Linked DNA regions of Mus musculus: regions 1 and 3 are each linked to region 2. Evidence: chromatin loops called from intact Hi-C (ENCODE). Cell type or tissue: heart. All regions are shown on one strand.

What was found. Hi-C counts contacts between places; a loop is a spot of excess contacts. Peaks named below come from ENCODE experiments on the same cell type or tissue, not always from the same donor. Only the 100,000 strongest peaks of a DNase experiment are listed, where the experiment ranks them.
Region 1: it touches region 2 in a loop (4-fold over the local background); 5 of 42 quality-filtered maps call a loop at or near these places.
Region 3: a loop joins it to region 2, with 7 times the contacts of the local background. A loop is called at or near these places in 19 of 42 quality-filtered maps.

What each region holds. Positions count from the first base shown.
Region 1 is chr13:104,607,066-104,615,065 of GRCm38, forward strand. No RefSeq gene overlaps it. Among named protein-coding and RNA genes, the nearest start is that of Cwc27, 210 kb to the right of the region's middle. In heart, no CTCF peak of the experiment used is centred here; DNase peaks (open chromatin) are centred at 3,346, 3,586 and 3,956; H3K27ac peaks cover 296 bases.
Region 2 is chr13:104,281,256-104,289,255 of GRCm38, forward strand. It overlaps Adamts6 (a disintegrin-like and metallopeptidase (reprolysin type) with thrombospondin type 1 motif, 6), which reads left to right and starts at 6,580. Exons shown (of 25, transcript NM_001081020.2): 1 at 6,580-6,745. In heart, a CTCF peak has its summit at 3,826 (motif pointing right); DNase peaks (open chromatin) are centred at 4,786, 5,766 and 7,426; H3K4me3 peaks cover 3,880 bases; H3K27ac peaks cover 3,497 bases.
Region 3 is chr13:104,939,720-104,947,719 of GRCm38, forward strand. It overlaps Rgs7bp (regulator of G-protein signalling 7 binding protein), which reads right to left. Exons shown (of 6, transcript NM_029879.2): 6 at 7,434-8,000. Among named protein-coding and RNA genes, the nearest start is that of Gm41048, 29 kb to the left of the region's middle. In heart, a CTCF peak has its summit at 334; no DNase peak of the experiment used is centred here.

The DNA of each region.
Region 1 (8,000 bases), 330 kb after region 2:
GAATTTATTTCAAATAAAACCCAGCATAAAGCAAGGGCTGGAGGAAGGTTCTCCACCCACCTCCCGTTCCAAATTCCACTCAGGTTTGGAACCGAGCTGAACAATTTTCATTTTGAAAGATGAAAAGGTGGAAGAAAGAATTCGGCCTCTTTTTTTTTCTTTTTTTCCCCCCCTAACAGTAGAGAAAGATAAGCATCTCTCTCCAAAGGTTCAAGGTCATGTTTACTCCTCTGGAATTCTCCTCGCCAGTTGTTTTTGCAGCACAATGCTACCCATGAGGCCTAACCCAAGAGAACCAGACATTCCCGACTGACTCAAATAATTCCGTCTTCTGACTGTAACCTTCTGGCACCTCCACGGTTTCCAGATTTGTTCCAGTTTTCATCACACCCTGGGATGCCGAGTGGCAGGATCAAGCACAAGATGCCTTCTTCACTGCCCGGCTGGTTGCCTGCCTACCACCAGGCTGCAGATACAGGGTGCAGAGCATCTAGAGTGAAACAAAAATTCCATTCAAGGATTTCGTTCTCGTCCACACATGAGAGGCAGAAATGGTTTTATGGTTTATTTTCGTGATGGGACATCTTAGAAAGCAACAAAAGGTGAATTCCTAATTGGCAATTATTGATTGTTGAGGAACTCATTTTTGCCTGATTAAGGGAGTCACTAAAAATCCCACACAAACCCGTCAAAAAGACTTCGTCTTGCCGTAGTCACTAGGGGAAAGGAAAATGACAATATGGATTGTTAAGCCATGTGACTTTCAACTACAGAGCAATTTGACTCTTTTTCTGAAGGCAAGTCATGTCTCTAGAAACCCCGAACAGTAACGCTAAATCCTTTCCACTTTTCTTAGGTGGATGCAGACATGATCGCAGCTGGGAGCTGGGATGTCTGTGTACACGTGATACAGCGTAGTTGTTTCTGTTCTCGGTCTACAAGAGACAAGAGATGACTTTCTGAGACTGGGGTGAACCCTTCCATACTGTGTCTGTCCCATGCAGGCCAGGCTCATTGCACTTAGGTACTCTGGGATAATTGCCCCCTTGCCAAACATACTCCTCTGAATTATTTCATAAAACCACTTGATAAATGGCTTTATCAAGGCCATTGTGTCTTGAAGAACTTAAATTAGTCCCAGCTGAGTTTCTCTTCAGTTAAAATAGATTTAAGTAAAATGTAAGCGTAAAGCTGTTTCCATTTTAACGGCTGAAGCACATTCTGGCACCAAGCGCACCACCTTCTTTAGACATTTATGACTTTTGTGTTTGTTGGAAGCGAACGAGACCTCAGGTGGCTGTATCTACTTCTTATATTTATGACTTTTGTGTTTGTTGGATGCAAACAAGTTCTCGATTTTCTATCTGTAAAATAAAACAAGAACAGCTGCTTCATAAGGCTCTCGGAGTGATTAAAAGAGCTAACGTACCCTGAGCACTGGGCACGCAGGGGCACGCAGGGGCACGCAGGGGGCACGCAGGGGCACGCAGGGGCACGCAGGGGGCACGCAGGGGCACGCAGGGGGCACGCAGGGGCACGCAGGGGGCACGCAGGGGCACGCAGGGGCACGCAGGGGATGCTTCTGAACTGTTTAATCCCTTCACCTCAGTGCAGATGCACACACGTGGTATGTGTGGCTGACTTAACTGTGTTAGTTTCTGTTTTCAAGTGACCATGCATTGTAAAACAATGAATTTTATCAGTAATTCAGAGGTGTGTGTGTGCGCGTGTGCGCGCACGCACTCTACCTACCTTTTAACCATTTACTTGGGGGTATGGCTTATTGGGAAAAGCACTGGTCTAATGTGCAAGATTTTATCCCAACACCACAAGATAAAGCCAAAGAACTAAATCTAGAGTTTTATCTTAGTTTCTCTGAGGTGCCCGGTCCTTTCCCATGCTTTCCCCACATGATTCTTTCTTGCTCAGCTGTGCACGTTTGTAGACTTCTTTCTTGTATTGCGTGCTCCTCCCCCACTGGCCATCCTGTTTCCTTTTCTAATAATCTCACCTTTCCTTTAAGGCTCCTTCGAAATGTCCTTTTATCTATGAAATCACCTTCAATTCCCTTAATGCAAAAATAATCTCTAGCTCACAGTCATTTTCGTGGCACTTAAAAAAATACAACTTTACATCTAAAATAGGGCCAATGAAGAAAAGCTGCAAAGGTTGCAGAGATGTCTCTCACGTACACCTTAGGCCAGTTCTCTAATGTTTACATCTCAGCATGGTAGATTTGTCCAAACTAAGAAGTGTTAGTTCAATCTAGAAGGGAGGGAGGAGTGGAGTGGGGTATTGTGTTGTTTTTAGAACGAGATAGTTCTCCGACAGAAGAACCACCAGAGAGCCGACCATTTAGATCCTACCACGGGTGGCAGCTATTTCCCCTGAGATTTCATCTTCCCTGAGTATCGATGGGTGGTTTATAGTTTCGAAGAGAAGGAAAGGACATTTTCTTAGGTGGTATAACCCCTGGCAGGGACCTCACTTTTGCACATGATCTTTAGCCAGCTAACCTAGGATAGAATAAGAAACCAGGGCTGGCGAGATGGCTCAGTGGGTAAGAGCACTGTCTGTTCTTCCAAAGGTCCAGAGTTCAAATCCCAGCAACCACATGGTGGCTCACAACCACCCGTAATGAGCTCTGACGCCCTCTTCTGGTTCGTCTGAAGTCAGCTACAGTGTACTTATGTACCATAATAAATAAATCTTTGAAAAAAAAAAAAGAATAAGAAACCAAATAAAATACAGTGCTGGAACAAGAAGAGGAGGAAGAGGAGGAAAGGGGAGGAGGAGGAGAAGAAGAAGAGGGGAGGAGGAGAGGGGAGGAGAAGAAAAGAAGCAGATAGAGGAGTATCTGGGAAGAGGGGATCAGCGGGAGGCTGAGGGGACGAATGTGCTCAGCACACAAGTCTCACAGTGAAAATGGCCATTCTTTAAAATTAAAGATTACCACCTAACTTTTGCACTTTTCATGTAAATTGTAACTGCCTGTGGACTCTAAGCTCCCTGAGGTCAGGCCTTGTGGTCCCAAGCTTACCTTCTCTGTAATATGTCCAAGAGTTTGCTTACTGTGGATCACAAAGTAGACACTTAAATAATGCTGCCGGTGAAGTGGGAGTGGGCGATGGCCTCAGCTGCCAACCTCCATCAAATCCCGTCTTATATTTTGCTTTTTTTTTTTAAATTACACTTATTAAAGCAGGACAAATGCATAGAAAAATATGACTATAAATAAACCCAACGAATTGTGGCAGAATGAAAATTACCACCCGGTTCCTCAAATAGAATGCTTCCTGCACTCCAGCAGCCCCCGGGAGTCCCGCCCAGTAACGACTGCCCATCATCTTGACTTCTTGTCCTGTCCTCACTTTCATTTTAATAACAGGACTCGGTTGTTGCGGTAATAGTTATAACGCAAACCACGTTTACACTATAATTATATCCAGACAAAGTGGCATGAATCTATTAAAATTTTAAAAAGTCACTGACTCAGGCAAGTGCACTGCAGTAGACATTCCAACAAGCAAACAATGCCCATTGTCCTCGTGGCTGACACAGCCTCTGCTTTGAGGCTGAGCTCGCGGTTGGGTGTACCCGCTTAGGACTGAGGGCATTTCCGGTCCTGACAACGGCAGGCCAGTGTAGGAAGCAGGACATAAACCATTTTCGTTTCTGTTCCCTTAGAAACACACGGAACAAAATAAAGTTTGCCAGATGGAAATATACAAAACCACTGAGGAAATAAATGTTATTTTTAAGTTTCTAAGAAGGTATCACACGTAACTGGGGTGGGGGTGTGGGTGGAAAGAATTCAAAAGCTGAGTGACCTTTACCGAGACAGCAGAGCAGGGTCAACTAGTGTCTAGGGGATGTGACTGAGGGGAGCTGACCTCATTGGACAGGATGAGAATGGAGTTGGCTTTCCTCCAACCCTGGGTGAGCTAGATGGCCAGAAGGAAAGCATCCTTCAGAAATGGGAACGGGGAAGAACCCTCATGGACCAAAAGAAGTGAGTGGGCGTGGAGATCTGGGGCTGGTAGGTTTGTTGCTGGTGGGTGTCAAAAGGCTGGGTCTTTTCTCTCAGACGCTGATGGAGGTCATGGTGAAAGTCAAGTGAACTAAGTAGGTGACAGCCACACTGCCAGGAAAGGGAGTTGCTCTGAAGAAACAGGGAGACTGCTAGTCGCCAAGTCTGGGAGAACCGCCATGATTGTCATCTTTAGGACCCTTATGTCACTGTTACGCTGGTGGGTCTCAGCTGGCTCAGGAACTGATGGCTTTGTTGTCGCAAACTTGCCAACTACTTTATAAATCTAGACAGAGTGTGGATTGTTGGTCAGTCTAGCCTTCCTCACAGATTAGTATTCAGAACGCTGGCTCTGCTGAAGACAAAGTTTGTGACATAGTATCTCTCATAAAGAGGAAGTCAACTGTTGCAAGACTTCCTGATGAAGTGTCAGTCCTAAACAACACCCCTGGACAGGGAGAACCATGAGCAGGGTCCCATGCCCTTTACTAACCAGGATAAAATAGCAACAGGGTGTCTAAGACTTGACAAAAGGCCTCCTGGGGACTGGATCAAAGAGGGCCTAATTCCGATACTCCTCAAACTATTCCACAAGATAGAATCAGAAGGTACTCTACCCAATTCATTCTATGAAGCCATAATTACTCTGATACCTAAATGACACAAAGACCCAACAAAGAAAGAGAACTTCAGACCAATTTCCCTTATGAATATCAATGCAAAAATACTCAATAAAGTTCTCGAAAACCGAATCCAAGAACACATCAAAATGATCATCCATCATGATCAAGTAGGTTTCATCCCAGGGATGTAGGGATGGTTCAATATACGGAAATCCATCAACATAATCCACTACATAAACAAACTCAAAGAAAAAAACCACATGATCATCTCCTTAGATGCTGAGAAAGCATTTGACAAAATCCAACACCCCTTCATGATAAAAGTCTTGGAAAGATCAGGAATTCAAGGCCCATACCTAAACATAATAAAAGCAATATGGAGCAAACCAGTAGCCAACATCAAAGTAAATGGAGAGAAACTTGAAGCAAACCCACTAAAATCAGGGACTAGACAAGGCTACCCACTCTCTCACTACCTATTCAATATAGTACTTGAAGTCCTAGCCAGAGCAATTAGACAACAAAAGGAGATTAAAGAAATACAAATTGGAAAGGAAGAAGTCAAAATATCACTATTTGCAGATGATATGATAGTATATATAAGTGACCCCAAAAATTCCACCAAAGAACTCCTAAACCTGATAAATAGCTTCAGTGAAGTAGCTGGATATAAAGTTAACTCAAACAAATCAATGGCCTTTCTCTACACAAAGCATAAACAGGCAGAGAAAGAAATTGGGGAAACAACACCCCTCACAATAGTCACAAATAATATAAAATACCTTGCAGTGACTCTAACTAAGGAAGTGAAAGATCTGTATGATAAGAACTTCAAGTCTCTGAACAAAGAAATCAAAGACATCTCAGAAGATGGAAAGATCTCCCATGCTCACGGATTGGCAGGAGTAGTATAGTAAAAATGGCTATCTTGCCAAAAGCAATCTACAGATTTGATGCAATCCCCATAAAAATTCCAACTCAATTCTTCACAGAGTTAGAAAGGTTAATTTGCAAATTCATCTGGTATAACAAAAAACCTAGGATAGCAAAATCTATTCCCAACAATAAAAGAACTTCTGGTGGAATCACCATGCCTGATCTCAAGCTGTACTACAGAGCAATTGTGATAAAAACTGCATGGTACTGGTACAGTGACAGTCAAGTAGATCAGTGGAATAGAATTGAAGACCCAGAAATGAACCCACACACCTATGATCACTTGATCTTTGACAAGGGAGCTAAAACCATCCAGTGGAAAAAAGACAGCATTTTTAACAAATGGTGCTGGCTCAATTGGTGGTTAGCATGTAGAAGAATGCGAATTGATCCATTCTTATCTCCTTGTACAAAGCTCGTCTAAGTGGATCAAGGACCTCCACATAAAACCAGATACACTGAAACTATAGAGGAGAAATTGGGGAAGAGCCTTGAAGATATGGGCACAGGGGAGAAATTCCTGAACAAAACAACAATGGCTTGTGCTGTAAGATCAAGAATCGACAAATGGGACCTCATAAAATTGCAAAGCTATTGTAAGGCAAAAGACAGCGTCAATAAGACAAAAAGGCCACCAACAGATTAGGAAAGAATCTTTACCAATTCTAAATTCAACAGGGGGGCTAATATCCAATATATATAACGAACTCAAGAAGGTGGACTCCAGAAAACCAAATAACCCTATTAAAAATGGGGTACAAAGCTAAACAAAGAATTCTCAACTGAGGAATAGCAAATGGCTGAGAAGCAACTAAAAAAATGTTCAACATCCTTAATCATCAGGGAAATGCAAATCAAAACAACCCTGAATTTCCTCCTCACACCAGTCAGAGTGGCTAAGATCAAAAACTCAGGTGACAGCAGATGCTGGTGAGGATGTGGAGAAAGAAACACTCCTCCATTGCTGCTGGGACTGCAAGCTGGCACAACCACTCTGGAAATCAGTTTGGGGGTTCCTCAGAAAATTAGGCATAGTACTACCAGAAGATCCAGCAATACCATTCCTGGGCATATATCCAGAAGATGCTCCAAATTGTAATAAGAACACATGCTCAACTATGTTCATAGCAGCCATATTTATAATAGCCAGAAGCTGAAAAGAACCCAGATGTCCCTCAACAGAGGAATGGATACAGAAAATTTGGTACATTTACACAATGGAGTACTACTCAGCTATTTTAAACAATGAATTTATGAAATTCTTAGACAAATGAATGGATCTGGATGATATCATCCTAAGTGAGGTAACCCAATCACAAAAGAACACACATGATATACATTCACTGATAAGTGAATATTAGCCCAGAAACTTAGAATACCCAAGATACAATCTGCAAAACACATGAAACTCAAGAAGTAGGAAGACCAAAGTGTGAATACTTCATTCTTCCTTAGAATGGAGAACAAAATATCCATGGAAGGAGTCACAGAGACAAAGTTTGGAGCAGAAACAGAAGGAAGGAGCATCCAGAGACTGCCCCACCTGGGGATCCATCTCATAAACAACCACCAAACCCAGACACTATTGCAGATGCCAAGAAGAGCTAGCTGACAGGAGTCTGATATAGTTGTCTCCTGTGAGGCTCTGCCAGTGTCTGACAAATACAGAAGTGGATGCTCACAGTCAACCACTAGACAGAGCACAGGGTCCCCAATGAAGGAGATAGAGAAAGTACCTAGGGAGCTGAAGGGGTTTGCAGCCCCCTAGGAGGAACAACAATATGAACTAACCAGTAACCCCAGAGCTCCCAGGGACTAAACCACCAAGAAAGAAAACACATGGAGGGACTAGCTGCATATTTAACAAAGGATGGCTTAGTCGGTCATCAATGGGAGGAGAGGCCCTTGGTCCTGTGAATGTTCTATGCCCCAGTATAGGGGAATGCCTGGGCCAGAAAGCAGGAATTGGTGGGTTGGGGAAGAGGGCAAGAGGGGAGGGAATAGGGGAGTTTCGGAGGGGAAACTAGGAAAGGGGATAACATTTGAAAGAATTGAAGGCAAGACAAAGGTTCTCTTAAAAAAAATTCACGTTTTTGCTAAAATTAAAACAACTTATAAAACGTCTATAGCTTGGCAATATTGAACTCCTGAAATTTTGTTGCATGGGGAAAGAAAATAGACCAGAACGGAGGCCATCAAAGAGAATGGATGCTAGAATGAAGAGAAGGGCTTTGGATGAGTATACAAAGTTCTCCCTTGGAAACGATTTTCTTTGAGATGCTCCAGCCAAACCCCAGGGCTTTGTGCCCACAGGCAAGGCGCTTCTCCTGAGATTTTCCTGGGCTCTGATATTTCACCTTAAAGACAAACAAACAAACAAACAAAACATGTTCTATCTAGTTTCACAATTA
Region 2 (8,000 bases):
GTTATAGTTGTCTTTGTTTAGAGATTGTTCCTCTGTTGATTTTGTTGCCCTCTATCAGCAGACGTGGGAGACTAGCTCTCTCCTCTGAGTTTCAGTGGTCAGAGCAGTCTCTGCAGGCAAGCTCTCCTCTTTCAGGGAAGGTGCACAGTTATCTGGTGTTTGGACCACCTCCTGGCTGAAGATGAAGGCCCAAAACAGGATCTTTCCCAGAAGCTGTGTTGCTTTGGCCAGGAAGGTGGCCGGTTGTCTGGAACGGAAGGTGGGGCCGCCTCAGAAGCTCTCTGGCTCTCCCCTGTCCCAGAAATGGCTGGCCTCTGTATTCCACACCTTCACCCGTGCAGCCTGCCCTCCGCGGAGTCCTGGAGCCAAGGAGGCTCCCGCCGCCGGGGCCTGAGGCACAAACCTCTAGGGCTGGCAGATCCCTGTGCACTCACCAGGAAGGTGGCCGGTTGTCTGGAGCCGAAGATGGCGCCGCCTCTCCAGCTTGTTTCTTGAACCATTAAGTTCTATTAAATTATATGAGGATGGTCAGGTGCTGGACCACACCTGTAATCGCCTAATTTGGGAGGTAGGGAGAGGAGGTTCAGGAGTTTAAGACCAGTCTGAGTACATAGCAAATTCATGATTTTCCTGGGCTACACAATAGTCTGTCAGTAAAAAACCAAACAATTCTCTAAAACAAAACTCAATAAAACAGAAACAAAGAATAATTCTCACCATAACAAACAATAGCAGTAGCAAAAAGTACATCAAGCCTGAGCCAGGCTCAGAGATGGAACAGCAGTTGTATATGTTGGAGTCTTTAGAGTCAGTCTGTAGTCTCTTGTCCCACATCTTACCAAACTGTAGGAGGTTCCTAGTTCTCCATATCCTTGGTATCACAAAGCTTTAACACATTTCTTCTTTATGAAAAGAAAAGAGGGGCTGGTGAGATGGCTTAGTGGGTAAGAGCACCCGACTGCTCTTCTGAAGGTCCAGAGTTCAAATCCCAGCAACCACATGGTGGCTCACAACCATCCGTAACGAGATCTGACTCCCTCTTCTGGAGTGTCTGAAGACAGCTACAATGTACTTACATATAATAAATAAATAAATCTTTAAAAAAAAAAAAGAAAAGAATTACTATTTCTGTGTTTTCTGTTGAGATTAAGCACTTTATTATAACCTATTGTTTGTTAGCTCATTTTTTTCTTGTAACCTGTCAGTTCATACCATTTTTTTTAAATCTTTTTTTTTTTTTTGTCTATGAGAGACTTGTAAGAAAATTCTTTAAAATTTTTTGATTTATAGTATGCTTTATTGATAACATTGTCTATTCTTGTCCTGGATTTTGCCTTATGTTTCTTATTTTTAATGTTTTCTTAAATTTCATTTAATAAAGTTAAAGATTGTTTAATAAAGTTTTAGTATATGTGCTGCCGAAGCGAGCACTGTTTAATAAAGTTGTGCTGTTCAGAAACTATATGGAATTGGGGTTGGGTAGGTGACTCAGGGATTGAAAGGTTTGTCAAGAATTAAGACCCATGTTCAGATTGCAAGAAACCATCTTAAGATGGATGTATGTAGTCGTCCATATCTCTAACCAGCATATTTAAGGCAAGATGGGAGGAAGAGATAGGAGAATCCCTGGAAGCTTGCTTGCTAGCCTGGTGAATACAGTAGAGAAAAGATACTGCCTCAAGGAAGGTGGAAGGAAAGTTACAGTACCAGAGGTTGTCCTCTAGCCTCTACATGTGTAATATAGCATGCCTATGTCTACTCACACACACATTTTAAAAACAGAAAGTATAGAGTTGGTTTTTAATTTTAATTAATTTATTTTTAGGCAGGGTCTCTAGCCTAGGCTTGCCACAGACTCACTGTATTACCCAGGCTGACTTTGCACTCCTGATCTTCCTGCCTCTGCTTTCCAAGTGCTGCTATTATAGACATGTACCACCACACCTGCTTCATGTATGTTGGGGATTTATCCATGTCACCAACTATATCATGTTCTCCAGCTTTTATTTTATTTTTTGAGACAGTGTTGCTCTATGTTGTCCAGGCATTCTTCCAATTTATGGCAATATTTCTGCTCTATTCTCCTGACTACTAGGTTTGTAGGTATGAATCAACAAGCTGGATTTCAAATTGAATTTTAAAATATTGAATTTTGCTTTAATGTCTCAGAGGAAGAATTAATAATATGTTATCTTGATAATCCCCCTCTTCAATTTTACAAGCATAGCATCAGAGTTTTTATTTTTTATTTTTTTATTTTTTTTCGAGACAGGGTTTCTCTGTGTAGCCGAACTCAGAAATCTGCCTGCCTCTGTCTCCCGAGTGCTGGGATTAAAGGAGTGCGCCATCACGCCCGCTTGTATCAGAGTTTTTAATCACATTTGCTGAATATACCTACAGTTTAATTTTATGAAATACCTTATCCTTTAGCCTAAAATTTTAATTTTAACTTATATATATTAAGAAATTTAAAGTATCTCTCAGACTTTTGTCTCTTTACTCCTTTTTAAAAAATACATATATACATATACTTATACTTATACTTATATCCCCCCCCCCTCTTTTAGTGATAGGATCAAACTTACATGCTAGATAAGTGCTCCACCTCTGAGCCATTTGCCAGCCCCCTTATGTAATTTCTATTATTCTCCCATTGGTTTCCTGAATGTGTTTTGTTCACTTAAGTTTATTATATTTTTAAAGACCACTTGAAAAGTTTTATTTTTTGAGAGTGTAGCTAGAGGATCTTTTAATGAAATGAAGAAAGAAAGAAAAGGCTGGAAGGAAAACTTTTGAAAGAAATACTGGTTATTATAATATTTTTTTGAAGAATTTCTACTGTAACTGAAATTCATTCAAAATTGATTTTCCCCTTTCTTTTAGTGTTCAGGATTCAATCCACTGCTTCATACATGTTGGTTTAGTGTCCTACTAATGAGTCACATCTCCAGCCCTCATTCATTGCGATTAAAACAGTAGGAAGTAGTTGTTGTAAAATATTTACATGCTAACAGAAGTGCGGAATATTAATACTGCAGTAGCAAGGGGCTGGGGAGCTGGCTCGTAGCTAAGTGCACATCCTTCTCTTGCAGAGAAGCTGAGTTTGGACCCCAGCACTCATCTGAGAAGCTCACAGCCACCTGCATCTGCAGTTCCAGGGCGTCCCAACAGGTTGGCCTCTTTGAGGACTTGCACTCAAGTATATATATCCATGTGCAGACACGTGATTAAAAGTAAATCTTTTTTAAAAGATGACAAGACATTAGAACAGGAACGAGAAATGAGGTAGGACCTACACATTAAAGAGATTTCGGGGCATGAGGGTTGAAGAAACTGTGGCCAAAATATGCAAAGTTTCAGTTAGAATTAATAAGTTCAAGAGACCTGGTTATAATAATAATAATGTATTATATACTTGAAAATTCCTAAGTGAATAGTTTGTAGTGTTTTAGCAATAAAGAAACTTAAGTATGTACATTAATACATAAATATCTTGATTTGCCTTTTAAATTTTGTTATTTTTGCTGTCCTGAGGAACAAATCCAGAGCTTTATATATTAGGCAAACATTCTATCACAGAACCAAACCTTAACCTTAAGTGGCTCTTTTTAGCCATTCCACCATGTATATATGGCTGTCGGTTTACATACTATAAATATGTATCATTTATTACTTAAAAATATAAATAATAAAAAGGGAAACATTTACATCATAAAATGCTTTTGGATAGAACATAGCACCGAGGACTTGACTTTTTTTTGTATAACTACTGTTACTTTCAGCATTTGGTAGAGGCAAGGAAAATTAGAAAAGTTTCATTACTCTGTTTAGACACAGGATGGCACTCTTTGAATAAGTAATTAGCCAAAGTCTACTTCTCCCTGAAAAAACCGTGCTTTAGGATGCAGCTACTTCCTAGGGCCAATTAACAGAGAAAAAAGCTTTTCTCCTAGGTCATCTAGGTGCTTGGTGGCGACCCCTTTACTTAGCTTTTCTGTGCTGGCTATATCCTTCTTCAGCCAGTGTTTGTAACATTAAAGAAAGTTGAGTCTCATCTACTTAATGGATGATTTTATGCAAAGACAGCTAGGTAGCTCTGTGCCACATTTATTTTTTTGGTGTTTACTAGTGTGTTATGAGGTCTAGCAATCTCTATTACACACACACACACCTCAATGAATCTTTATTTAAAACTGTCAGTACCAACCACAGAACACATTTCCACTTTTGCTATGCACTGAGCCAGATAGTGAAGATCAAGGTCAAGATGAGAGCTACTAGCCCCTGGACCAATGTTATGGCCTTCCAACCCTTTAAGAATCATTGAAGTAATTGTATCCTTCCAGGTTCCCACCTATGCCTTTTTAAGCCATTCAAGGTTTTCCAGAACGGAAGGGAAAAAATATCAAATGGACAACAACGTTAACAGAAGTTAGAAATTTAAGAACTGGTATTTAGAACGTGCCTCCTCCTTATTTACATCCCTCAGGTCCAATTTCATTTTCTGGTTCTGACCATAGGAAATTGACTGGGTGTTAATTAAAGACTGGAATTTCAAGGCTCAATTTCCCCTCCCCCAACCTTGGCAACCCTTAAACAATTCCCAACCCCGCACTCCACAATACAGACAGATAAATGATGCGGCAGATTACACAGCTGAAAGGCAATATTTGTCCTGAGCTATTTTCGATTTTCTTCCTGTTTCCGATACTTTCGCCAGACATTGTTTGCTTGCTTAGGACTTGGAAAGTGCAGTGGGCATATTTTTTCTCTATGGTTTAATGCCAGGGGCTTTTTCCTGGTAAATGAAAGTGAAAGTGCTATGTCGGGGTGGTATTTTATCTTTAAAGGCTGAACTGGCAGCTGATGTGGAGGGGGAGGTGGGATTGGAAAGCAAGAAGAACCGGTTCTAAATGTTTTGTTTGTTTATCTTGAGATCTCAGCAGGGCTCCCGTGTTGTCGCTGCGGCCCCCACCCCCAACCTTTTTAGGGGGCTGACTTAGGCTTTATTTTCTTTTGAGCAATCATTGAAGTTTCTTTCAATCTACTACAAACAAGCAAAAACAAACAAACAAACAAACAAACAAAAACAACTAAAACACCCCCCCCCCCCGCCCCCTCACTTGTGGCTTTCCCTGGTGCAGTTTAAAACACCATCTAGTCTCTCATCTGGAAATAATGCAATACTCCCCACCCCCTTTTCCTTTTATAGGTCCACATAACCTGAAGTCGATAATCACATGGAAAATGTGCAGGTCTCAATTTCGTTTCCTTTTTATTCTTTTGGTGGTATTTTCACTTGTTGAAGTATATATTCAACACACAGGCGTTTTGTTCATGTCTTTAAGTCTTGAAATTTTGCTCTACTGATCTGACTCCTTACATGACAAAATTTATGAATAACTTTTAAATATTTACTGCAGAAATTAAAATAAAACAAACAAACAAAAGTCAGAGAATGACACCAAAAATTCTAACAGTGACATTAGTCTACCCACCCCATCCCCCACCCCCTACCCCGTGCCTTTCCTTTTTCCAAGAAACTGTAAATAACAAACCAGACAAGACTCCGCAAGAGGTTAGAGGAGGAGGAAATAGGCGGGGTGGGTTAGGGGAGAGAGGTTAGAGGGCCGGAGTTTCTCTCATTCACAGGGTGGAAAAGTTGACATTGTCTAAGCCCTTCTGAATGGCTGGTGGTTGGATACCCCGATTGTACCTCTACTTCCCCTCCCCCTCCACGTGACGACCCAGGACACATGCGCACCCGACGCAGCCGAGGCACATCTGCAGACTGACGTCAGTTTGTTCTGCCTCTGAGGAAAGCTGCCAAAATTTTCTTCTGCTGCAATTGAAGTTGGCTTGGGGCCGGCAGTGAGCTCGAGGGCTACTTCAACAAAACTTTTCCTGCCCTTCCTGCTCCTCTTGTCTTCTCTCTCCTGATACCTTTTGATGCTCTGCACATGTTATTTGCATAGCAAAGGCACTAAGCTGTCCAGGAAGAGAGGGCACCACTTCCACCCCTAATAAGCCTTTCCCCTCCTCTTTCTTTTTTCCTTTTTTTTTTTTTTTGAGGGGGGGTGGGTGGGGGGAGGGAGGGAGTTGGGGGTTGCAAAGCACTTCTCAGGTTGATAGCCTTGGATGTATTGAACGGATTTTTTTCTTTTCTTTTCTTTTTTTCTTTTCTTTTCTTTTTTTTTTTTTTTAACTGCCAAATCGGAAAGTCTGTTCTTTAAAACTCCAGTTAGCGAGACTATAGGGTTTTATTCTGGCTGCAGAATAACTGGCTGGTGTGGCTTTGCAAGGGGGGGCGGGCAGGCAAAAAGAAAAGACAGAAAAGAATACGTGAGTCGTCCAGTGCAATCTCTATTGTTTGAAATTTACTTTTTATCAGAATTTGAAGATGAAAACGGTAAGGAAGACTTCACAATATTCAATGAAACCTTAAAAAAAAAAACCCAACAACTTGTGCTTTGCTTATCTTCCGAAAAACGCTTAGATATTCTCTCTCTGTCTCTCTCTCCCTCTCCCTCTCCCTCTCTCCCCTTCTCTCCCTCTCTCTCTCTCCCTCCCCCTCTTCTCTCTCTCTCTCTCTCTCTCTCTCTCTCTCTCTCTCTCACTCTCTGTGTTGTGTCTGCGCGCGCGTGCGTGCTTTATGGCAAGAAGTGAGTTTCACTAAACTCACATTACAGATAGAAATCTTTTAAACTCTAGTCTACTCGTGGATGTAAAATTCCGGGGCTTACAGGTATTTTATAATGTGAAAATACGCGCTTATTGTATGAATTTGCATGTTGTGCGAAGTGGACTTGATTATGATCATCGTGGACTTTTAACTAATCACCAGATAGCGTGGAGAAGGTAATGATGATGTGTGTTTTTAATCGATTTCCAGACTTATGAAATTGCCTTCTGAGAATCCGTTTCATGTCAGTGTCTTTAGTATTCAGACAAGTGCATATTTCATGCCTGTGCTCTCAGGGTAGCAGTAGTGTGCTGGCTGAGCACCGATGCTCTAGGATATGTTAAGCTCTTAATAGGCTAATCAAAGAGATGAAAGCGTGTGGTTTTGATTTACTTTTGCCCACTTGGGCCATGCTAGACTCATAACTCTCTGGAGCCTTGTTTATCAGAGTATGTCTGTATATATGGTATATAAGACTGAAGTTCAGTGACTGGGGAGAGAGAACAAGAGTGCTGAAGGGAGTATTGGAAAATCTTTCTGATAATATATGCTATAATTCATGTTTTTGATAAGCTGTCCACTTGTATTAGGGGCAAAGAGAGCAAGCCAGAGTAAGAAAGCACACTGAGAGGGAACAAGAGAGTAAGTTTCTTACTCTTGTTTTTATTTGAGCTGCTGGTGCAACGCGTTTGGGCCAAATGCCAACTGTCTGGGTCACACGCGTTTTATCCAAATAGATTTAGCGCTGCTGTCTGGAAATGGGCTGCTGAATGTTAACTTTAGGATCAACTCAACCAGGGCAGCTCAGACTGTTACCCTCTGTCTGGATGAGGTGGAATGGGAAGGGGGGTTGTGTGTGGGAGGGTGTGCAGAGAAGAGGGGAGAAAAGGGAAACCAAACCATTGCTTGGAACTTTAAAAAAATACACTGAATATAATTTTCAATTTACTCTCTTGTGTTCAGAATTTTTGTACTATTTTTTCTTTCTTTTTCATTTCTTTTCTTAAGATTATTTTGATTAGACTGAACTATTTAGTGGTGAATTTGGAGCCCTTAAAATTCATGACAGGGAAAGAAAGGCAATGTAAAACTTAAAGGCGTCTTAGAAAATTAATTTTGAAGATGATTATTTTCCCCAAAGCAGCAGTGCAGCCTTGTTTATATTAACCTGATGCTTACATGTGAATAGTAGTGATGTTTTTGGAGTGTGCTACATTAAAGCAAATCATTCATTTATCACAACTGGCAGCAAATTTTTCTGTGTAGTTATATTAATATTTTTTGTTATTCCTCAGAGTAAATCTTCCAATCATTTAAG
Region 3 (8,000 bases), 660 kb after region 2:
AATAAGCTCCACTTATTTGCTAGATGAATATATTTGAGTTACTGTTTGATTAATTTCAGAACTTATTGTTATACAAAATGAAAATAGCCCTTACATAGGTGAGTGGCAGGATTAAATTACACGAGCTAAGATATTTTTCATGCTTTTAAAATATTTTGAATATGTGAACAATTTACTTACAGATATTCCTGTCACAATAATGAAATAGCAGAAAACAAAATTATATTTTCCGTTCTCTCATGATAAAGTTTCTTTCCTTTCAATATGTTTTTTAATTTAGCAGAATTAGAAATAGCTGCAAAGACAATGAAGCACAAAGCGCTGTATTGCCATCTTTCGGACGAACTAGGAACTGCACTTGTGTGCAGGTAAATAAAATGTCAAGTCCTAGAATGGTTGGTTATTTATCAAATGGTTGTATAATGGTAACTATCTATAGCTTCTGCTCCATAGAGTCTGAAGGCCTCACTACAAATCTATAGCAAGTGGAGGGAACTGAGTCTACAGTAACAAGTACTTCTCAAAGAGCTGTGCTTATAGAAGCGCTGGCTGCCGGAATGGTTTCTGTTAAATCTGGAAGGGACATTAGAAGTCGGTCCTTGCGGATGGCTTCCGGTCTGCTTCCCCAGAGGGGAATTCAGTCAGGGGATTTAGTAATGGGAAGAACAGTTGATTTAAGTTTAAGAAGCTGCGTGGAGAAGAGAGATAGTCATTCCTTGGCGAAAAGGAGAGCCCACCGACAGCCGGGTTGTACATAGAGCCGCGTGTCCTTACGCGAGTGAGTGAACATATGAACAGACACAGGAAACTTGTGTCAGAACTGGTTCTTGTCTGACCCTTGCTTCTGTTTCTGAAGTAGGAAGAGACTAGAGACTCAGTCCTAGTTGTTTCCCTCATATTCTCCTGGGAATCTGAGTGCTTGCCTTCCCCACTTCACACTGCACCCTGCCGTGTGTGGGCAGGACCACTCGGAAGACTGGAATTGGAGGAAAACTTAGAAAAATCTGCCCACATTCCTCAGGCTGCATAAGTTGTACCTACAGAGGGGTCTGAGCAGCTGTTTTGCTGATGGATTTGAGTAACATAATGTGCACTGAGCTGGGAGTGGGTGCGCGTGCGCTGGGGAGAAGAGATGACAGGGTGGAGGCAAAGGTCAAGAGTTGAGCTTTCTAACATCATCTTTTGCAGGAAAGTCAAAGGCACTGAGAGCGCGACAAAGGTCCTTTGCCCAGCCAAACTTTAGTCAGGCTTCTGAACTTTCTTCTAACACATCGGTACACACACTCCCTTACCAACATCCAGCCATCCCCCAAACCTTCTGACGTTCTTTTTTTTTTTAATTTTCTGAGCATCAATTATTATTATTATTTATTTTTTATTAGGTATTTTCCTCATTTACATTTCCCAATGCTATCCCAAAAGTCCCCCATACCCACCCCCCCTCCTCTACCCACCCTCTCCCCCTTTTTGGCCCTGGTGTTCCCCTGTACTGGGGCATATAAAGTTTGCAAGTCCAATGGGCCTCTTTTTCCAGTGATGGCCAACTAGGCCATCTTTTGATACATATGCAGCTAGAGACAAGAGCTCCGGGGTACTGGTTAGTTCATATTGTTGTTCCACCTATAGGGTTGCAGTTCCCTTTAGCTCCTTGGGTACTTTCTCTAGCTCCTCCATTGGGGGCGCTGTGATCCATCCAATAGCTGACTGTGAGCATCCACTTCTGTGTTTGCTAGGCCCCGGCATAGTCTCACAAGAGACAGCTATATCTGGGTCCTTTCAGCAAAATCTTGCTAGTGTATGCAATGGTGTCAGCGTTTGGAAGCTGATTATGGGATGGATCCCTGGATATGGCAATCACAAGATAATACATCACTTTCAATAGCTGATCAAATCCACCATTCTTGGATGTCTGATCATATTGGCCTGTCTCTAGCAAGAGTCTCAGTAGGTTCAATTAAACAGAATTTTCCCCAGCCCTGATGGTGACTGTTAGTAATTTTCTGTCTACTGACGACTCTTTTCCCCAGCCCCTCCTTCCCATGAGATGAAAACCTGCCCTTGTATAAGGAACCGAGTCCAATCTCCTATTCCCATGCAAAGTCCTATTGTAGAGGCTCCTATTCTCACCTATAGGTTCTGAATAAGGCTGACCTTACTATGTTTTAGCAAATATCATTGAACTTTTTTTTTTCTCTAGCAAACTTGGAGGTTATGGCTGACATTATCCCTAACTTTCCTCTTCTTCCCAGGTCTCCCAGTCCTTCCTTTAGGGTTACCTCCCGCCAAGACACACATACTGCCCCTCAGGAAAAAGGTTCTTTGGCCCAGCTCTTGTCCTCAGACTCTGCTCGCTTAGGCTGGCTGAGCATCAGGGGAGAGTCACTTCCTGCGCTGGTCTTGAGTGCCCTACAGTGGTAGAAGGGCCTGGTTGTCAGTAGGGTCCAAGTGTAACTCTTTGGAACCTGTTGGTTTGGGAGCTTATCATCAAAACTAAATTTACCTCTAAGATATGGCTGTGGAAGGGAACGTGCATTCTTCTTATTCATATAACTTAGGCCCTATGATTAGAAACACCTCCTGGTCTGGCTAATGAAGAGCGTCCCTGCCACCTGAAGAAAGCCTCTAAATAGTTTGAGAGATAGCTTTAGAAAAATCTGGTGCCGTGGTAGCAGATCCCTTTAAGGTAAACTCAATTTTATCTCAAAACGAATGCCTTTCAGATGTAGAAGCTGCTAATGGGTCCTACTGCGTGCTCCAGCAGTCAGCTCAGGCCCCTTTTAGATGTTGCACTAAGTGGTTGAACCGTGGCTTGGCTTAGATCTACTGTAGACAAGAGGCTTCTTAAAGTCTTTAACCACATTCTTTGTCAAACCCACTAAAACATAATTGTCAAACATTAGTAAGTTTCTGTTGGCAGTGTGAGGTGGGACGACCATTGTCCATGGGTATGGAAATGATAGTACTGATTTTTTAAGTGGAATATTGATTTTAAAGGGTGTGAGGGTAACTCTGTGGTCTGGTCGGCTTATATATGGATCTACTGTGTTCCCGAGTTCGTATACTCGGATGCATCTTAGGATTGTGCTAGGTTGATTGGGATAATTTCATTCCCTAATCCCCTCTCTTCAAGCCCATAGCACCCTTCAGCTGGTACTAGGTTCCTTATTTTATTGAGAAAACTGGGTGAATTGCCTCACCTTCTCGCCAGTGCTTTGAGCAGACTCCCTGTAGTTTGTACCCACACTACCCACCCTTGCACCTCCTGTCTAGTCCTGTTAGTGACTCCCAGACCTGGCGATACAGATTAAAGAACACTAGCTAAGCATCATGGCTCACATTTACAATCCCAGCCTTTGAGAGGGTGAAGCAGGAGAGTTGCTGTGAATTTGAGCCTAGCTTGGCTACCTAGTGTGTTTCAGAGCAGCCTGAGCAATAGAATAAGACCCTGCTAAAAATGAGCAATGAATCAATCAATCAAGCATAAAAAACAAACCCAAACCATAAAAAAGCCAAAACGTAATAACTCGAGGTCTAAATTCACCCTCATTGATTTTATTTTAATGATTCTTATGTGGGACATGTTTATACCCCATCCTTTTCATTAAAAAAATAAATCTGTATAAATTATTCCATCTATCCTGTCCCACCCACCACCCCAAGCCCTGCACTAAACCAAGGCTTTCTCTTCATGCTGGGCAGGTACCACCGAGCTCCATCCCCAGTTTCTCGGGACTTCTCTGTAATTTCTTCAGTGATGCCTCCTCTTGTTATTAAGCCGGTCCTTTCGGGACCCAAATTGGCTGCACTGTTTTTCTTCTTTCCCTCCTCCTCTATCTTTCCCTGAAGCTGCTCCTCTCCCATTAAACCTGCAGCTAAGTACTTGTACATAACTCCCACGATGGACATAAATATTCACATATATCAGGAGAGACAGACCTGGAGGATCGTTTGAGATGGCGGATGGTGATCATGGTGTTCACGTGGGCAGGGTAGTCTGGAAGGGTTAAAAGTGGATAAATGGAAACCTGCCATCACAAGCCCTTGCTCAGTTCTACCCAGGAGCCTGTATCAGATCCCTAACTCCTCCATGGAAAGAGAGGCTACATGGTCTCCACAAGACTTATAAAGTTTATACAGCAGTGACCTCCATCCCCTGAGTCCTTTCCCAAAGAGTCATGTAGCCATTTATTCTGGAAACCATAAAATAGGAAAAGGGGAATTTCTACATCTTCCAGCGGCCCCGGGGACAGAATCTGAGCAGACACTGCTGTTCTGATATTGTTCTTCTGTGCAACAGGGTTTGGAAGCAGACTTAACTCATGGTGTGCCAACTGCTTTTATGGGACTTCTTTCTCCAATTCTCAAACCTATCAGTGGAATGGATGTACTTAGCAGTCGGCAGCAGCAGCACTTTGGCTCTTAGCCTGGAGAGGTAATGTATTTGGGGGGAAAAAAAGACCGAGTAAATATTCCAGTAACCATTAACCTTCTATTCTCAGCGAGATCAAATCATTGCTAAGTAAGGGTGATGGTGGAGATACAGGGTTCCTTTGGTGGATCCTAGCAGGGGCAGCAGATACATTGTTGCCAGCAACCCCAGTGGGAACTGCTGTGCCAGTGTGTTCTCTCTACAACAGCTTAAAACAGTCTTAGTTATGTATATTGTGAGGATCTAACCCAGTTACCCAATCTTTCCCTCTTGTGGGGAAATAAATACCCTCCGCCAGGGTGACTCTGAGTTGTTCCAACTTAATAGCTGAGGCTAACTATGACACTCAGTACCTTGTTAAGCTGCAGACCTTTGTTTTAAAAACAGTAGACACAAGTCCTCCCCTGCTCTCTCTAGCCTCCAACAGCGTCATTCAATGTTTTATTTATTTTTCTAATAATAGAACTTTGGTTCTAAGCAGATAATTATATTCTTATGTGGCAGAACTTCCAGTGATTTCGGAATTACCCATTCCTTATTCCGAGGAAACGGAATGCTTAATAAGCAGGTTTTTCCCTTTAGAAGTTCACTTTATTAATAATGTCTTAAGACAGAGTGACTTGACTGACTGATGTTCATAGGAAATAGAATGGAGGTAAGTGGTCTAAGCCTGTTAAGAAACTTCTGTGGCCGAGCCTGGAGACTTGGACTTCTACTGCTAGTTGCTTGGGAGGTTGAGGCAGTAAGTCTACCACTTCAAGGTCAACTTGGATAACTTAGTGAAGGCTCTGACTTAGGAAGAAGCATAAAGAATGCTGGAGATGTAGCTCAGTGGTAGAGCACTCGGCTGGTGAAGCCTAGTACTGCAAAGAAACTAAAGAAAAGATGGGACAAACAAACTTCTGAGACCCTGAAATGGTCGATTCTCTGAATCTAGGTGCGTGCTTGGCTGCACACTCTTTCCAGTAGGCACGAAAGAGAAGAGATTCATGCCGACAATGTGAAGGGCATCATTTGGGAGTTGCATGCTCCCACTTCTGTAGAAAGTGATGGGCTCTTGTTGCATCCTGTTGGCAGACATTCAGCTTTGGAGCTGTGGTAATACTCATGACTGCCCGGGAAAGGCAGCCTTTCCATAACTCTCAGAAATTTGGGGTTCTGTTACTAAGGGAAAGAGGGGACAGAGATGGGAACAACAACCAAAGTGCTGTTATTGGTGGCAACATATTGAGATTTAAACAAGGCTGCATAGCCTTCTAGAGAACCCAATGCTGCTTTTTGAAAAGCTTTGTGGTGTCAATCCATGGTTGGAATTTGTAGACCCTTCTTTAGGTGTGTGGGCGCTCCCAGGACTATGTGTGCGCATTCAAGCACATACTTGTACTCTTTTATTAGAAATTAAAACTATCTAATGCTCTGCCCTCGTGTCTTCTTGCAGTTGACAGATAAGCTGGGTTTAGAGGTTGCTACTAGTGACAGTTTCTAAAGCACCTATAATCTTTCCTCTGTTGACTTCACAGCATGTCTTTTTTCTCTCATCTTTTCCTCCCTCCCTCCCTCCCTCCCTCCCTCCCTCCCTCCCTCCCTCCTCCCCCCCCATCTTGCCTCACAGGTTCCACCCCCACTTCTGCTCTATCTTCCGTTGCCCTGGCATGCCCTCTCTATTTCCCACGGCTCCTATTTTGACAAGGAGTAAGCCAAACAAGGGTGGGGAGAGAGAGGAAGGATGAGTGATGACTTACAATGACTCCTTTATGTATTTTTAAATTTTTATTATTAGTTTTTATTACACAAGTAATACATGTTCATTGTAGAAAAATTAGAAAACACAGAAAAGCAAAAAGCAAAATAATCGCCCCTAGTCCCACTACCCATGGGTAACTGCTGTTCACATTGGAGTGTATGGCCTTCTAGCTCTTTGTGCATATATATATACATAGATATATTTATATGTGATTTTCTTTTTTTTTACAAATATTATATCATACTATACATACTGTTTAATAACATTTTTTCCATTTAATATATGTCATCAACATCATTGTTTATTCCCTGAAAAAATTATACAGATACTACATGCTCATTGTGAAAAAGTCAGAAATCACAGATATGCAAAAAGAAAATATGATTGCTCCAAATCTCACCTCCCAGAGAGAAATGCTGTTGCCCTGTAGGTGAACACCCATTCAGACCCTTCAATGCATACATGTGTAGGTATGTTGGTAAGAGGGTGGCTCTCGAGAAACTCTCTTATGACCTCCTCTTTTCTATTTAACAACATAAATCAAACATTTCAATAAATACACATGGTATGCATTCTCACTTGGTGCACAATATCCATTGAAAGGATATACCACATCTAGACATATAATGTAGGCATATTTACAAAATGTCCTTTCTTGCATGACTTTTAAAACAATGAATAAATGCATCTTAGCTCATGTTTTTGCTTAACATTAAATAATATAATTACATGTATTGTATGTGCATGTGTGTGCATGTGTGTGTGTGTGTGTGTATACAGACACATATGTCACAGAGTGCATGTGGAGATTAGAGGCCAACTCATAGGAAGAAACAGTTCCCTCCTACCATGTGAGTCCAGGGGGTTCTAACTTGCTTGGCAGTAAGGGTCTTCTCATGCTGAGCCATCTTGCTGGCCTATTGCTGAGCTTTTAGGAAGAGAATTTCTTTAATGTGAAGTTACTAGGTATGTATGAAAAACACATAGTGCCAAGATATTTCCCAGAAAGATCAGATCAATTTATACTCCTGTTGACTATAAGAGAATGTTTATATTTCAAACTTCCTCAAGGTTCCCAGAAGCTTATATATGCACATGTCTGTCTGAGTTGTTTGTATCTGAACTTTTGGCCACTAGTCTATTCAAATATGTTCAATGCTATCTGTGGATTACCTTAGTGTACAGTGCATTATTACCTTGAATCCTGATCTCAAACGGGAAAGTTTGATATTTTTCTCCCTCTGAATCACAAAATATTATTTATGGCATCCACTCATCATCTACTCATTCGATAACCGTGTTTTCAGTATTTGGTTTGTATATGGCACTATCTTAGGAGCCGAGAAAAAAATGTTAAGCAAAATGTATGTTTCCTTTTATACTTTCAATTTAGTGGGACAGACAGATGATCACACAAGCAGTAATGGGGAAAGCACAGGTCTTGTAAATCATAGAGACTTCCCAAAGTGCTGAGGTCCTTCACGTAGTAGAGGCCTAATCTCTTTCTTGCATGCATTGTAAATATTACTTTCTTTTCATTTGGTTTATTGTTTACTTTACTGTATAGGAGTTTTACATTCTTTTTAAAGACTGGTATCAGCCCATCCATCTTTTCTTTTTCACTCCTGCCTTTGGTTTTACGCTTAGGAAAGGCTTTGATTCCCCACAATAAGACACTATCTTCACCAATCGGGATGACAAGTATTCTTCATTTTTGTCATTCATTCTCATGTTTTAAAATTTAAATACTTATTTTATCTAGAATTTATTTTGATTAAACTATAGACCTAAGATTGCACCCAGGAGAGGTTAATTAGTTATCCCTAC